Linked DNA regions of Homo sapiens: region 2 is linked to region 1. The links are chromatin loops, found by intact Hi-C in ENCODE. Cell type or tissue: heart left ventricle. All regions are shown on one strand. Each heading gives the region's core, and the rest is flanking DNA. Links, peaks and the distances in the headings are about the cores only. Region 1 overlaps CDPF1 (cysteine rich DPF motif domain containing 1). Region 2 overlaps LOC124905138 (a long non-coding RNA gene).

What was found. Peaks named below come from ENCODE experiments on the same cell type or tissue, not always from the same donor. Only the 100,000 strongest peaks of a DNase experiment are listed, where the experiment ranks them.
Region 2: it touches region 1 in a loop (2.7-fold over the local background); 33 of 110 quality-filtered maps call a loop at or near these places.

The regions. Positions count from the first base shown.
Region 1 is chr22:46,244,806-46,247,706 of GRCh38, forward strand. It overlaps CDPF1 (cysteine rich DPF motif domain containing 1), which reads right to left. Exons shown (of 4, transcript NM_207327.5): 3 at 2,305-2,416; 4 at 1-433. The coding sequence ends at 287. Among named protein-coding and RNA genes, the nearest start is that of CDPF1, 4.0 kb to the right of the region's middle. In heart left ventricle, for the core only: a CTCF peak has its summit at 1,077 (motif pointing left); DNase peaks (open chromatin) are centred at 712 and 976; H3K4me3 peaks cover 1,482 bases; H3K27ac peaks cover 2,500 bases.
Region 2 is chr22:46,138,778-46,141,678 of GRCh38, forward strand. LOC124905138 (a long non-coding RNA gene) reads right to left here. Exons shown (of 2, transcript XR_007068140.1): 2 at 1-2,368. Among named protein-coding and RNA genes, the nearest start is that of PPARA, 10 kb to the right of the region's middle. In heart left ventricle, for the core only: no CTCF peak of the experiment used is centred there; DNase peaks (open chromatin) are centred at 784 and 1,324; H3K27ac peaks cover 1,716 bases.

The sequences.
Region 1 (2,901 bases), core at 82-2,581:
AGCAGCACTCACTCAGGCCTGGGCCCTGAGGGGCATGTGGGGGGACCTGGCCGGGTTCCTGGCTGTGTCTTGTCTGGCATCTGCCTTTGGACTACCCTCTTGCTACAGCTCCCTGGGCCTGTGGCTGCTCCAAGCTGGACTCCAGCTCCCCTGGGCTGCAGTGCTGCTCCCAGTGGTCCAGAAACAAGGCCAGGCATGGCGGCTCCCAGCTCAGCAGCATCCCTGGCGCAGGCTGGCCCAGGAGCTCTGTGCAGGGTGCCGCCCGATGACCTAGCCCCAGTTGCACTCACGTCCGAGAACCGGGCTGGCTGGGGGTCCTCTTTGATGGAGCTTTCCTTTTCTCCAAGTCTTGCCGAATTTCCTGAGGAAAAGCATTGATGTTCTCCCGGACACAAGGGAGGCAGAATCTCTTGGAGTAGAATAAACTGCATTCCTTAAAGAAGTGGACAAGGATGGAGGCTTGAGTATCCTGGGAACATGGTGCAGCTCCTCCCAGGGGCCAGCCCTTCCCACACTTGGGGGGCTGGGCTGGGGCCCCAGCATGCACAGTGTGGGCAGGTGGCCAGAGCTAGACCAGCAAGAGGGAGAGCCAGGCCTGAGGGCCTGGCAGGGTGTCCAGGAGAAAAGCAATGCAGGCCTGGGCTACCCTGGGTGGGAACAGCTGGGATGGGACAGAAAGACTCTGGGGCCTGCTCTGCTCCATCACGGGGCAGTGACAACAATGGAAAGCTGGAGCACAGGCCATGCCCCGAAAATCCCAGAGTCCTCCCGTCCCAGCTATCGCAGCACGAACAGTGGCCACCTGGTGCTGGGAGCGGCAGGGGACAGGAAGGACAGCCCCACAGACCAAAGACGCCATGGACGAGCCAGCTAGTCTGGGCAGGAGGCCAGAACCGTGCAGCCATGTCCGCTCTCCTCTCTCTTACACACTAGAACTCCCGAGATTCATCACGGTGCACAGCACGTGGCTAAGGATGACATTCCCCAGCCCCCTCTGTAACTGGGCATCGCCATGTGACTCAGGCTGGTTAGGGGCGTCAGCAACTGTGTGTGCCACCTCCTGGTCATGCCCTTTGAAGGCATGGACTGTGCTCTCACGTCCCTTCCCGCTGCCTGGGATGCAAATATGATGGTGGGAGCTCCACAGCCACAAGGGACCCAAATAGAGACTCTGCTGAAGACAACAGGGGTGCCCTTCCAGCCAAGGCCACCAGTTCTGGACTCTTACATAGGAGAAAGTAAGTAAATAACTATTTGCTTTACTTAGGCCACTCTTATTTTTGGTGTCTGTCTGTTCTTAAAGCTTAGTGTGCTCGCAAACATAAGGCTGCCCTCCTGCAGTTCTTAGAAAAGACCCTTCGCCATGGAGATCCGCTCACTAACAACCTACTGTTTAAACAAAGAAAGCTGCAGACTTGTGGTACCTGCGTGCGCCCCCCACCCCCGCCACCCCGCTGCTCACGAAGAGCAGCCCAAGGCCAAGGTGTTGCATTCAAGACCTCCACCTCCCCACCTGGCCCACCCACCTTTGCAGTCTTCCTTTCCCAGCTTCTCCTGGACCACCAGCTCCTCCATGAGCCTCAGATACTCCCATGCCACACTGCGGAGGCTCCTCCCACCCTGGCCCATCTCGTCCCCCTGGCTATTGATACAGCTCCCCTTTGTGTGTGTCAACCTGTGGCAGATGCTCAGGGACTTCTCAGACTCTGGGGTCACTCTGAGTACACTGGGCACGCTGTGAAAGCCATGCTGCTCCACTTCCATCCGTCCTTGGGTTTACAGCTACCCAGGTGAACCTGGCCCACCCAGCCTCTCTGAAGCTCAGTTCCCTCATCTATAAAATGGGTGGAATATAATACTGCTTTACCTGACTAAGGGGCAGGACTGAATGAAGCCTCAGCAGTAAAACAGGTCCCAAGCACAGGACCTGGCACACAACAAGTGCTCATGAAAGGACAGTCCCTTCTCCTGGAGATCCCTCCAAGAACATCTAGAAAGTAAGTCACCATCCTGGTGAGAGGGCGCACAAGGACTGTCTGCACTGTTGGTGGGAAGGGGAGGAACCCTGAGGGGCCACTGGGGTGGGTGCAGAGCCACCAATTACCTATTTCCATTCCTACACCAGGCTGAGACCCTCTAACTGACCCTAGCTTGCCCTCTCACCTCTCCCCTTCATCAGCTGAGGGGCCCCATCTATAATGGGGTGAACCCGCTGCTCCCTCTCTCCCAGCCCTCCCTACCCAGGGAGAGCTCCAGGATAACCACAGCAAGGACAGGTGGCCCCAGCCCACGCTGCTTACCCACCGGGCCCACACACACCAGCCTGCTGCACAAACTGCAGCACGAGCCGAGGACCAGGAATCTGTCCTTGTCGGAGGTGAAGGGATCCTTCATGACATAGCTTTCCTCCAGGAGGCTGCAGGAGAGTGAATGCAGCGTCAGAACAGCCCAAATCTCTGCCGTCGGAAAATCAGCCATGACCTATGGCCAGGCAGCAGCAGCCTGCACCTCTGCAGGGCCTGCATACCTGCGTGGGCTCATCAGGGCAGGGGACTAGGCCACCCGTGCTGCAGGGCAGTGACAGAAAGGATCAGCAATTGGGGGCCACACTGGCACTGAAATTGAACCTGCTCTCACCTCTGTAACAGCCATGGTAGAGAGAACCCCTTGTTCTCAGCCAAAAGCAGGGCTGCTGCAACATGGGCCCCCAGACCCTGACTGATTCACCACAGTGGGGGCACAAGGCTGCCACCTGAATACCCCAGGCCTCCCTACACCCCAAGCCACACCCTCACAGCCCCTGGAAGCCAGCTGGCCTCATGCTACACATCAGAATGAGACCCCAGGGTGACATGATGACACTCAGGCTCCTGGTCAGCAGAGGGACGACAGCCAGAAGGA
Region 2 (2,901 bases), core at 252-2,751, 110 kb before region 1:
GAGGTCAGGAGATCCAGACCAGCCTGGCCAACATGGTGAAACCCCGTCTCTACTAAAAATACAAAAATTAGCTGGGTGTGGTGGTGCATGCTCCCAGCTACTCAGGAGGCTGAGGCAGGAAAATCATTTGAACCCAGGAAGCGGAGGTTGCAGTGAGCCAAGATTGTACCACTGCACTCCAGCCTGGGTGACAGAGCGAGACTCTGCCTCAAAAAAAAAAAAAAAACAAAAAAAAAAAACAGGCGGGGAAGGGTAAAGGGTACCTCTCTCAGCTGCCTGCATCTTTCTTACGGGCCTGAGCCTGGCCCTGAGTACTCACAGAGGATTCCATGGGGTCCTGTCCCCAAGAAACCCCCCGAGAAAGTTCCAATCAGGACTCAGGTCCCACTGGGAGGTCCCCCCCTAGCTGACTTCTTGGGCTCCCTCCCAAAGTGGGCAGAAGGGACTGGGTGAGGGACCTGAGCCTGGTTTTCACTTCCCTAAGCCCGAGGGTCCTCTTCCTGGCACAAGGCCTCGAGGACGCTTGGGAAGCCAGCCTTCAGGTCCCGCTGTTTTGTTATTTTGCCAAAGTATGTCCCGTCTGTAAGTTTGCCCCCTCGGGTCACTTTCTTCACCTTATCAGCAGGGCCCATCATTCCTGCTGCTTTCCAACAAGATGCCAGAGCATATTTTTAGACCAATGAAGTTGGTGGGACAGTGGGTGGGACCCAGAGAGTGACGGACAGTGAGTCGGCCTGGAGGGTGGGAAGGCAAAGCGAGTTCCCCTCCTGGGACGGGGCTGGGAGGGGACATGGGATGGTCTGTCAGCTACGAGTTTGTGGAAGGCAGAGTCGGTGACTTTCAGCTGACCTGCCTCGGTCTGGAAGATTCCAGTAGAGAAAGGGAGGGCCAGGGGCCTGGAGGCTGGTTCCAGGCCTGGGTGCTGGGCCTGAGAGCATTTCCAAAGCACTGAGCCTGGGACTGAAGGTAATTCACCACGAGGGCACAGCTGGGGAGGACCGTGTGTGTGCTTCCCCCACCTCCCAGTCCCTCAACTCACCCCCAGTCCCCCCACCCGCCTTAACTCAGGAAAAAGGCCTCCCTCGTGAGCACTGGCAGCTGCCTTTGGAGGCATGTCACGGTCACACCGCAGGACAAAACACAGAATCTCGGGCTGGCAGGGGACATTTGAGATCGGCCAGCCCAGCCTCTCATTTTACAGCTGGGAATGGGCGCAGGACGGCCATGGCTGCCCAAGGTCACAGAGCCTGGGAGGGAGCCGCAGACACAGTGGAAAAAGCAGGGTCACGTGAGCCAGGTCTGGGCACTGGGTCCGGGCCTGCCACTCCCCTGCATGCGGCTCAGGGCGATGGCTCAGCCTCTCGGTCTCAGGTCCACAGCTGGAAGCAGGCAGAGGAACAGCTGTTTGCGGGGCTGCCTGGGGAGCAGCGGGGCTGGGTGCCCTGTGCACACAGCGGACATTTCATCAGCCACTCTGCAGGCAGCCAAGCCAGGAGGGCCCTCTGGGCACCTGGGCCTCTCCTCAGGAAGAGGAGCAGGGACTCACTATCCTTTGGGTCAACGACGGCCTTAAGCAACGGGCTCGAAAATCCCTGATTAGTGACCACCTTCTGTTGCTAGGCAAGATGGGGACAAAGATGGGTCCAGTTCTCCAGCTGTTAAACATCTGTCTCATCAAGAAGATGGGACAGCACATGGAAAATAAATTTCTATGGTTATAATAACTGTCCCAGATTCTCTGTGCAGTAATGGCAGACCCCCTTTCCCTCTGAAAACAAGCAAGAATTTTGGATAAAACAATAACAAAATTAAGTTAAATGCATCAAAGGGCTGCTAAGCTAGTGGGAAACCTCCAGGCCAAGTTTCAGGGGGAAACCAAGAACCTAGAGAAGAACGCTGGGGTCACTGGTGCCTGCGAGCATTTGCCAACCTGGCAAGTTGGGCTTTGACCTTGGAGGGAGTAGAGGGGTAGACAGAGGTCAAGGTATGAGGAGCCTGATAGGGGCATATCAAGCTGGAAGCGTGAAAGGCCTCACCTTGGGTGAAGACTGAAGCAGAGATAACCCTGGCCCCTGCCCCAAAACAAGGAATTCGTTAGCATTAAAAGGAGTGGGAGGAAAAAAGGAAAGGAAACTCACGGATTCAAGCACAAAGAGCCTCGGAGCTCCTGCGGACTTGGACCCCTTGCCCATCACACCCGGGAGGCCCGGAGATGGTGGGGCTTCTGTGCACTTGGTTCCAGGTGGTCTGGGCTGTCCATGTGAAAGTAAACACTATCCTTGTGAGAAGGAACCTCTGTCCTTGGCCTCACGGAAACCCCACAGACACCCTTCAAAGGGCCCCAAGACGCACACAAAGATATCCAAGTCTGAAAGGGAAGAAGGCACCATGAGTAAGAACCAGCAGACAAGCTAGCGGACACCCGCGCGGTCTCCCCATATTATTAGAAAATTACCAAACAAGACACTAGAGGACATTTCAAACCATAATAGAAGAGATGGCCCATGTTCGGTGGCCAAGCATAGCACAGAGCTCCTCACTCCTCCAGGAATTCCACTGAAGGGTGGCAAGTTCTGGAGTTCAAGCCACTGGGGAGGCAACAGGAGTGCAAGTGGCCACAGTTCAGGCGCTGAGGGGCAGAGGCAGGGAGGGGGCGCTCCCAAGAAGTCCACTGGGAGACGCAGGCAGGGGGCTTCCCAGGCAGCCTCACCAGCTTCCCTTCACACTGATCCCCTGTAAAGGTGTGTCCAGCCTCGATGTAGGAGGAACAGGGAGAAACTGATTTGCTATTCATAAAATGCGTCTGCAGAAACAGATTAACTCCTGATCCACTTTCACGGCTGAAGCAGAGCCTGCCTTGTAAAACACATGGGCATTTTCCTATAGTTGTTTTTCTGTTTT